2 separate regions of the Mus musculus genome follow, and region 2 is linked to region 1. A link is a loop called in an ENCODE intact Hi-C map of the cell type or tissue named here. Cell type or tissue: left cerebral cortex. All regions are shown on one strand. Each heading gives the region's core, and the rest is flanking DNA. Links, peaks and the distances in the headings are about the cores only.

Region 1 (5,330 bases), core at 331-5,330:
GAAAAAAAAATCAATGTTAATGATATACAATGCAAAATCGTTTGAAGACTTATTTTTTAACATTCTGAATGTACAGCTATAAATTGTGTTCACAGTGTTTTCAATATAAAAATAATACAATCGTTGACCTTAACGTCTTCTGACAAGATTTTTAGAACCAAGCAATTTCTGGCTTAGAAACAAAACCAAAAGTATCCTGTTCTCCAGTGGATTCAGAGAAAAGCTGGTAATGACATCAGGTACAACTTCAGAAGTCACTGGAGCACAGCCAAGCGGGGTCTGTAAGGATTCAACCCGAAGGTGTGAATGTTAATGCTGAACTGTGCTCAACATCAGCTGTGCATGATGAAGATAAAATCAGGTAATTTTGTTTGATTTGGTTTTGTTTTTTTGTTTTTACCTTTGGTAATTTGGGCATGTTTAATTCATCTGTATAGATAACAATTGGGCCTAAATTCTAACCTATATCTACTTTATAACTTTATAGCATTTGTGTACAGAATTTGGAAGGTTTCTCCAAAAAGGGGGATTGCCTTATTTCCACATTTTTCTTCACTCTGAACTCTAATGGTTTTCTGCGACAATGCATTTTTAAAAAATCTGTCACCAACTGTTACTTTCATTTCATCCTAAAAGCAGTTAATGCACGTTTGTGATTCATTAAATAATTGAACAATTGATTAGTGCATATCCAAACCGGGATATCCACAGAACTGTTTTTGTTAACTACAAACATAACTTTACTAGACAATTGTGTTGCTGTAAATACACCACTGTAAAAACACCACTACAGGGTGTTGAAAGAAAACACATAGATAACAATGGTAGAGGCACGCTACCTTTCAGATAGGTCGGGCATGTTTCATTAGAAACAGACGGTTCCAGAGTCCCAGGCAAGGAAGGAGACAGTTCCCTCACCTAGGACGCTGGATACAGCTAGAAGGTTTTCGAAGCCCCTCAGATAGGACCCGCAACGCCCGATTTCGTAGTTGCTACGCTTAGTTGCTAAGACACAAACTGTCGCTCAGGAAGAGCCGGCTGTGCCCTCCCTTTGGGAGCCGTAGTAAATCATCTCAGGGTCGAGCGCTTTAGTTCCGGAATGAGCTTTATCTTCTCCTGGAGAGACCGGAAGACGAGGAGACTCGGGAGTGACGCTTCTGGGCCGCGGAGCACTGTGGGAGGAGGCTGTCTCTAATTTCTCCTCTCCCCCTCCCCCCTCCGGCCAAGATGTCTGACATGGAGGATGATTTCATGTGCGATGATGAGGAGGACTACGACCTGGTGAGGCGCAGGGAGCGGGCGGGGGCTGGAAGTGGGATGTGGCGGTGGTGCCAAGGCCGAGAGGCTGCAGCTCCCTCCCGGGGCTCGTCGGCCCGGTTCCGCCCTGCCCAGGGACAGGTTTCCCTCCTCGCCTGGCGTCGCGGGCCTGTGGGGCCTGGGAAGAGAGGGAGAGAGGCGGCGGGGCCGCCCTGGACGCTGGGCCCAGGGATAGCGCGGGTGACTGGCCGCGGCCGGTTCTCGGCGCCTCTCTGCCCGCCACCGAGCCTCCACGGCCCGGCGCTTAGGTCTGGGCCCTAGGGGGCCCATCTCTTCTCCACTCTGGACCTGAGCCGGTGCCAGATGCTGGAAGAGTGAAAACTGGAAGAGGGGGGTGGTCCATCCTGCTCCCAGACCTGACTGCGAAACTCGGGAGTCTCCCCCAAAACAGCCTAAGAGTCTCGCCCAGGGTCAGTTTGGGTCCCAGGTTAAGGCTCAGAGCAAGAGTAGGAGGAGTAGTTAAACGACTCGTCCCGTCCTCTAAAACATGACAAGCTCCGAAGAAAGATTTGCTTTTTGTTTGGTTGGACTGGGGAAAGGTAGGGGTTAAGGGAATTGGAACCAATGATCTTTTTCCTTGATTTAAGAAATTTCCCAGCATCCGTGTTTGAATCATCAATGGCATAAAAGTAAACAAACTTGCCTAGTTTGATTGGTGATTTCTTTTCCATTTAAGGTTTAATTGTGAATGGATTTACAGGTTTTAAACTGTACCCCATGATTTATGTTGATAGTCCAAAACGCATGCCTGTGTAAGAACTAAGAAAATTATCTTGATCCCAAAATTAGTGTCAGTTTTGTTTCTTAATTGGGAAGCAATTGTTCGGTTTTTAGAAAAATCCGATGATAGTGCAAGCTGTGGTGTACATGCTTGGAGAAGTCTGGGTCGTCTTTTTTCTTTTCTTTTCTTTTCTTTTTTTAATTTTGAGGTTTATTTATTTTATGTATATGAGTACACTGTCTTCAGGCACACCAGAAGAGGGCACCAGATCCCATTACAGATGATTGTGAGCCACATGTGGTTGCTGGGAATTGAACTCAGGACCTCTGGAAGAGCAGTCAGTGCTCTCAACCTCTGAGCCATCTCTCCAGGCCCTCTTTTCTTTTAAGTGTCACATTCTCAAAGCATTAATATTTTTATTTTGAGGTAATGGTGTAACATCTTTGTATAGATGAATCTGTAAATCATTTGCAATTTTTAAAAAAGGTTTTCATTTTACAGAAAGACATATTTTGCAGAAGGAAGTGCTGTGACTGGAGAGTCATAGTAGATGCTTGGTGATTTCAATACAGAATTTTGTTATTTATTCAATCACAAGGTAGTTGTAAACAGATACTAAACTCTTGTTTTGCTTTTGTTTCCATTACAAGTAGTTTTTAAATTGTCAGATATTTCTTTTGAATGTTTGTAATTTTAGCTGGTAGTGTTTTTAAAATTTTCACTTACCTCCTTTCCTAATAGTCTATGAAATACATGAACTTTTAGATAAATGAATATTAGCACTGGGATTAACTTAAAAGTACAGTGTAGGAATGAAAATGAGAATCTTTGAAATATTCTGTTAGACTTTACTCATTTGTGGACGTTTGTTGCTTTGTTTTGAGGCAGGGTCTCACTGTGTAGCCAAGGCTGGTTTGGCGCTCAGTGTGTTTCCTAGGTGTTGGGAGTAAAGGCATGCATCAGCACACCCTGCTTTGGAAGCTTTCTAATTAGACATACAGTGTTTGAACATGACTGCTTTCCCAGCATTTTTATGTCTATACTAAATGTATCCTAAATAAAGTTGAATATGCAGTTGTTTCAGCTTTAAAAAAAAAAAAAACTTAGAGTTAAGATTTTACTGTTGCAAAACTAATGAAATTTTTATTTTCTTCTCTGGGCATTATGTGAAATTAAATAGCTCTTCTCATCCATTTTTCATGTAGATACTATTCTAGATTCCCAGCTATATGTCAAGTAGTGAAAGGTGTTATATCTCTTTTACTAACAGTTAAAATTTTTGGCACGTGATGTCTTTCTGGTAACTGATGCCCATGTCCTGCGTGTTTGAAAGGATGAGGGTGGCTGTCATTCCATAGCTGCTAGAGATGGGTTTCTTTTATTTGAGTAATTATTTTGCCTGGATCTTTATCTGTTTCTTTTTATAGAAAGTCTACAAGGTTGACATCCTGTTTTAAGGAGGTTTCTCATTCTTTTTACCTTTTGAAACTTTACTTTTTGCCCAGGCTGCCCTGAACTTCTAGAATAGTAAGGATAATAGGCCTGGAATACCAGGCCACGCTAGTGTTTTTGTTTTGTTCTGTTTTTTTTTTTTTTTAAATGTGGTTGTTAGACGTTTAGTTATCACTTCATTTAAAATATTGCATGAGAGGTGGGGCTCATTCACTTGGTAGAGTGCTGGCCTCACATTCCAAAAGCCCTGGGCTCGGTCTTTAGCACTGAAGAACTGGATGTGGCAGCGTCCTGTATCACTTCAGGTCGAGAGAGGACGAAGCATCAGAAGCTCAAGGCCATTCTTGGCCACATAATGAGTTGGAGGCTGAACTTCATGATTCCGTTTTAGTTAATTGATTGATTAAAATGTTAATAGCACTGTGGGGCATTTCTGACCTCAGTGACACTCAGCATATCTTTATCTGTGGCCCACTCATGTTTTAATGCCCTAAGCCACCTTTTGTATTTGCCTAGTCTAGTGGAAAGAGGTGGCAAGAATACACCCTGAAAATTAAAGTTCTGTCTTGAGTATATTTTAATGCCCCCAAATTTTGCTTTTTTGTGTCTATTGGGTGGGGGATGAGGTTTAGTTTCAGAATGTCCAACAGACTCTCTTACCACAGTAGCACACTAACACATATACCACTTGTGTGCACAAACATAAAAGTTTGCACTATCAGTTCTCTGCCCAGTTCTTAATACACTCACAAAAGCAACCAAGTTAAATGTCGGCCTCCCCTTTATTTATTTAATCAGGATATAGCTTATGTGTTATTCTTAATGTATCTAAAATATTTCACAGATATTTACTCTGTGTGTGTGTGTACATACATGCATGCTATGCCATACATGTAGAGGTCATTAGACAACTTGTGGGTGCCTGTTCTTTCCTAACCTGTAGATTGTATAGATAAAGTCCCAGTTGTCCAGCTTGTCAGCAAGCACCTTTATCTGCTGAGCCCTCTTGACAACTCACTGCCCTTTTTACATTTCCAAAGATTATATGTAGGTTTGACTGCTTTCCTGATGGTAACAATTTGACCTGTTTTCAGTCTACAGTATTATAAAAAATGTGTGACTTTAAAAAAAATTAATTAAAAAGTAGGGATAGAGAGATGGCTCAGAGGCTAAGAGCACTGGCTGCTCTTTTACAGGACTCCAGTTCCCAACACTCATGTGGTGACTCACAGTGGTCTTTTACTCAGTGTTCTAGAGAATCCAACATCTTCTGGCCTCTGTAGCCCCAGGCATACACGTGGTGCACATGCATACATCCATGCAAATACTCCTGCACATAAAATAAATCTTAAAACTTTAACCAAAAATTATGTTATAAGGTAATTAGGATAAACTATTAATCAGGTAATGTTGTTTTAGGTTAAAAACAGATCACTAAAACCAAAAACCCTAACACTGATAAAGGTAGTTTTCTTCAGAAATGTTGTTATAATCCAGTCAGTATTGTTGGATACTGCCTATTAAAACTACAGTAGAGGGGAATACTAACTCTTAATAACACTTTTGTGAATTTCTAAAATGGTGTGTTAGTTTATTGGTATATTTTGTGTAAAGAATTTCGGAGTTTTACACAAGGATAGCTAAAATAAGTAATGGGCAACTCTTGTGTAGTAATGATCAAATTAAATCAATGATTTGTGTGTTAAATCATTAGTGATAAGCATAAATACATACAGCACATAATAAAACATTTTCATAATGTACCATGGTGAGTTATATTTGTAAACCATGAACATCCAAAACATATTTGCACGTGTTCATTCTATCCATTGTGAATGCC
Region 2 (5,383 bases), core at 138-5,137, 850 kb before region 1:
GGAAAGCGTAATGCTAAACAAGGAAGAGAAGAACTCTAAGGGACATGAATAAATATTAGAATGCTAAGGAAAAGAAGGAGGAAGGGAAGGAAGAAAGTACCCCAGTTTCTAAGAGCAATTATGTGTGGTTAGATTACATTTGCTACAGAGTATTTGATACATACAAAATGCATGCAGTGTTTGTGTGTTATATACCTGTGTACAGTGGTCACACACATGTTGGGAGCCTATAAAGTAGTTTTTGAGAGCCTTTTGCTTTAAAAGGTAGGAGTCAGGCCATGGGTGATAGGATATGTATGTGCCATGCCCTGGGTGTCCTAGCACCAAACACACATAAACACAAAAATAGTATAAATCTATCAGCTGATGGGGAGGGCGCCTTGATTGCTCTAACCAGTAGAATATTACTAGAAGTAATGTGCCAATTTCTTGATACAGGCTTTTCAGAGACTGAAAGCTTCTACTTTCTGCCTCAAGTGTGGTCATGGAGCCCAACACACATGCCATGAGAAGTTTAATCCACACAAAGAGACTGGATGTGGACATGCCAGTTATCATTTCCAGCTGCAACCATCAGCAACTATCCAGGTGAACAAAGTTGGATTTTATAACAAGATAAAATGCAAGACTCCTCCCTGCTTCCTGACCGCTCCGAGGCAAACAGTCTCCTTTACACACCCTTGCTAACAGGGGACTGCACTTCACCTCAGATGCAAAGTAATGGAGCCAATTAAGCTTGGGCAGAAGTCTCCGAAACTGTGGGGCAAAATAAATCTTCCCTTTAGAAAATCAGGATGTCAGACGCCGCCATGATCATCCCGGTGCGCTGCTTCACCTGCGGGAAGATCGTCGGCAACAAATGGGAAGCCTACCTGGGTCTGCTGCAGGCCAAGTACACGGAGGGGGATGCCCTGGACGCTCTGGGCCTAAAGCGCTACTGCTGCCGCCGCATGCTGCTAGCACACGTGGACCTGATTGAGAAGCTGCTGAACTATGCACCCCTAGAGAAGTGACCGCTGGAGCCTGCCCTCCTCTGTCTCCTGCTGGCCACGGGCAGCCTGTCGTGCTATGTTCAAACTGAGCTATTGGGGATGTTGGTGTATTGCCTGGCTGTGGCCCTGTGGCTAAGTCCTGTTACCCTGGAAGGAACTGTTTAGTAAAGATGTTTGCAGAACCACCAAAAAAAAAAAAAAAAAAAAAAAAAAAAGAAAGAAAATCAGGATGCTAAGTATATAATGAATAAAATTTGATGTGTTGGCTTTACATTACAACTGGTTTACAAAGCCATCTGGATTCGGTTCCATTCTTATCAACAAAAGATCAGGATGATTAATAAGGCTCAAGTAAATAAATCAACAAGTTAAAGAATAAAAAGAAAACCTTAAATATTTTTGTTAGTTTATCTTATCCATTGTTATCTCAAAAACTACAAGTCACAAGCTATTCATTATTCATTCCTCACAGGCTTACATTACTACTGCAAGATCCGTGCAATGCCCAATATCTGGGCAAAAGAGCAGGAATATACATTTTAGGATCAACAGTGATACAGTGGCATAATTAAGTTATATACTAATTCATATTCTTAAATAAGCATACATACAGCCAACAGCACCTTAATTAGGCCAGTGCTCTATAGATGAGAAACTACCTAAATCCAACATGATTGACTTTCACCAGGGAGTCTTAAACAGAAAGAGTGAAATACTAAAAAAAAAGCAGATATCTTTAAAACAGAAACAAAAACCAAAAACTACCACCACCAACAATACACCGAGCCTGGCAGTGGTGGGCAGCACTCGGGAGGCAAAGGCAGGCAGAACTTTGAGATCAAGGGCAATCGTGGTTTAGAGTGAGTTCCATAATAGCTATGGCTGCACAGACAAACTGTCTCGAGAAAAAAAAGAAAGAAAGTAAGAAAAAAAGAAAGAGAATAAAGCCACCAAAACCAAAAAATAACACATGGAATTTTTAATGAAGTAGGATAATATACACAACTAAGAATACTCTAAGATTTAAAAAGAATACCCTTGCCAGGAGTGGTGCTTGATGCAGTTTTATCCATCTCTGGAGCCAAGGGAGGAAGGTTTCAGTGAGTTTGAGACAAGTCCTGTTTACATAGTAAGACCTTGTGGGTGGTGGCGGGGAACAACCAAGAATTACACCCTTTAGCTAGGCATCGTTTTGATCCGAAACCCTAGAGCTTTTTAATAAATATGAAACTCCTTAGATTCTGCAACACCTCTGTGAGTCACGTAAATATTTCTTGAATGACTGACTCAAGGTCATAGGCAGAAAGCAAGAACAAAACATAGGAACAGGGTCTGCAGCTTTGTGGGTAAAGGAATATCATTGTGATTTGGGGTTGACAACTCTCTCGGTACATCAGATGTGAAGGGAACTTGTCAGTGCCACAAGTCTACAAACGAAGAAACATTTTTAAGAAAAGAAAATGCCCTCTTTGAAGAAGTTTTAAGTGTGGTGAGTTTACTTAACTCAATTTTTGTACTTCACTGAAAACATGCGTGACCCGGGTAAAGGGGAATAGGGAAAACATGACAAATGGTCGTATTAAGGCCTGGGGTTGTAGGTAGCACAAAATGAGAAAAAAGGAAGCAAAAGGAAGGAGTCCAAAGTTGGGTCTAGTGTCCAACAGAAAGGAGAACTGGTCAAGGCCACCCTCTGAGACCGGCAAACTACATCAAACTCGCTGGGCACCGTAGGAGGGGGACGGGAGCGACCAAGAGTCGGGCCCTCCCTGGACCAGCCAGTTGTCTGGGGTTGTCCCACCCCTCCGCGGACAGGGCTCGTCTCCCGGATGACCAGCAGCTGGAGGACGCCTTCCCCAGGAACCGGGGCCGGAGCCAGGCCGCACTCACCGCAGCGCCCGCGCTCCGCTAACACCGGCCTCCTCGCCTGACGCCCATCGCCCACCACCAGAAGGAGAACGAGCCTTCGCTCTCAGACGCACGGCAGCGCAGCTCATCCCCTCTTCCCGATTCGCATTGCGTGGCGACGGGTCGCGTCTCGAAACGTCACGGCGAGGGCGGAGCTTCCAGTGAACCCTGTAACTCCGCCTTTCTGTCCCGTAGGGAGGGACATCAGGGCGGCCCTCTCCGGAAGGGTGAGCGCCGAACCGGCCTGAGCATGCGTCGGAAGGACAGTTTGAGCTGGTGCGGGACGGAAGCGCGCGTGCTGCGCTTCCGGTGTCCTCGCGCGTCTCTTTTCCGGGTGGAAGTCAGTTCAGATTGTGTCACATTGTGACTTGGAGCTGTCCACGGAGGAATCGAGGATATTTTGGCGCCTCTCAATAGTGCATTTTTCCCGTCAGATCGGACATTAGGGGGAAAATACGGGGAGAGGATTGATACCTTCTAAAACTTGGGAATAAACATTCTCCAAAGCCAAGCCTCTGGTTAAAGAACAGACGTGTTTGGAAAACACATTGCACAAACACCGTCAACATTTCCAAAAGGACCAGTCTTACAAAGCTGGGGTTTGAACTCTTTGGAGAGTTGTCTTGTGGAGAAAAGATGGGCTACTCGTGGACATAAAAATTGCTTAAGAGTGGAGTTGTTTTCCCTGGTCACTAAATCCGTTGGGACAGTCCAACTTTTTAATGCATGTCAAATCTAAAAGCACAGCTCTACTAAGTATATAAAATGAAAATACTTAGCAGATAGGCTGCCATTAAACGTTAAAGAGTAGTAAGCATCCAGTCTACCAACCTTTAAAATAAACCTTAGTTTCGTTTCCATTACAATTAGCTACATGCAAAGGTATTCTTGTGCTGGGCGGTGGTGGCACACGCCTTTAGTCCCAGCACTTGGGAGGCAGAGACAGACGGATTTCTGAGTTCGAGGCCAGCCTGGTCTACAGAGTGAGTTCCAGGACAGCCAGGGCTACACAGAGAAACCCTGTCTCGAAAAACCAAACCAACCAAACAAACAAAATCTTGCATTTCTCCTTTAAAAAATCAACACTAAATTATATACTATTTGTTCTCCCTAGACAAGTAAAGACTGGTGTGATTTGATACCGTGCAATGCTGGGAACTACTGGATAAAAGCCTCAAATGTTTTTTTTTTCCCCCTCATAATTAAGGAAGAAATTGTTTTTTTGAGGATGGATTATTTTAGGAAAATGTTTTTTCTCTGCTCAGCTTTGTGGAATTGAGTAAGGAAAGAAAAACTTAGAGCTGAATGTGAGAATAAGTATAAAACACATGGAGAACATTTTGGGGTGCTCTGACAATTGGAAGGAGGTAGGACTGAAAGGAAGAGAGACATCATTGGAGTGTATCAGTGAAAATTTTCTCTGAGCCCAACAAGATGCGTGAAGTCCTTACCAGGTAAACTTGGCAATCTGAGTTTGATTCCTGGAAAACACACACACACACACACACTCACGCACACACATGAGTTGTATACACACATGTGAGTTGTCCACACACACACACACACACACTCATGCACACTCACTCACACACGTGAGTTGTCCACACACACACATACTCACACACACGTGAGTTGTATACACACACACACACACACACACACACGAGTTGTCTTTTGATCTCCATGTGCTTCCCCTCCCAGAGAACAATATTTTTTTTTAATCTCTGAAGATGAGGTCCCAGAAACGCTTTTAACAAATACTGCTTTTTAATATTCACCTACAGTTTTTTAAACAATTTTATGTATTTATGCATGTGATGCCTTCTGAGGCCATGTTAGTTGTGAACCACCCAACATGGGTGCTGGGAGCTGAACCTTTGTCCCCTTGAAGAGCAGCAAGAGCTCTTAGCTCTTGAGCCATCTCTCCAACCCATACCTATAGTTATTTTATTTGCATTGATGTAATTCTGGTTCTATCTCGTCCCACTCCTAGCAAACAGAATTCTTCCTCCTTCACTAACATCTCAGCTGCTGATTTTGCTAGAAATCACAAATCATTTGCATGAGTTTCTGTGTAAATGGAGGAAGAAGTAGATGTGTGGGTCAACGGGTACCAAACATAAGGTACAAGAAATGGCAAGATAATCCCCAATTTGAGCCATGCAGTAAAAGCAGAAAGACTGAAGATATCTCCAGATTACTAATAAACATCCTGGGGTGAGATTTGAGCTTTTCAATACTTATGGAATGAGAAATCTTAACGAGGAGGGACAACTGGATGAAAATATGCTCCTTCAATTGTATTGTAGGACATGGGTATGTACAGGACAAAGCTGTCTAAACTGTGAAGCAGGAAAGAGTGGGTGTGCTGGAGGAATTGCAAGAAGTTGAACGTGAACCCATAAGTGAAAATCTCCAGACCCATGTGATGGCGTTGCAATCAAATAGGCATGACAAGAGCAGTGTATAAAGTCATCTGTTTGTAT

Evidence for each region. Hi-C counts contacts between places; a loop is a spot of excess contacts. Peaks named below come from ENCODE experiments on the same cell type or tissue, not always from the same donor. Only the 100,000 strongest peaks of a DNase experiment are listed, where the experiment ranks them.
Region 2: a loop joins it to region 1, with 28 times the contacts of the local background. A loop is called at or near these places in 1 of 42 quality-filtered maps.

What each region holds. Positions count from the first base shown.
Region 1 is chr2:125,854,887-125,860,216 of GRCm38, reverse strand. It overlaps Cops2 (COP9 signalosome subunit 2), which reads left to right and starts at 1,135. Exons shown (of 13, transcript NM_009939.3): 1 at 1,135-1,281. The coding sequence starts at 1,228. It also overlaps a transcript of Galk2 not described here. In left cerebral cortex, for the core only: a CTCF peak has its summit at 2,314 (motif pointing right); a DNase peak (open chromatin) is centred at 1,142; H3K4me3 peaks cover 2,139 bases; H3K27ac peaks cover 818 bases.
Region 2 is chr2:126,704,984-126,710,366 of GRCm38, reverse strand. It overlaps Usp8 (ubiquitin specific peptidase 8), which reads right to left and starts at 3,039. Exons shown (of 19, transcript NM_019729.3): 1 at 2,880-3,039. It also overlaps the pseudogene Gm10774. In left cerebral cortex, for the core only: no CTCF peak of the experiment used is centred there; a DNase peak (open chromatin) is centred at 3,078; H3K4me3 peaks cover 1,994 bases; H3K27ac peaks cover 1,051 bases.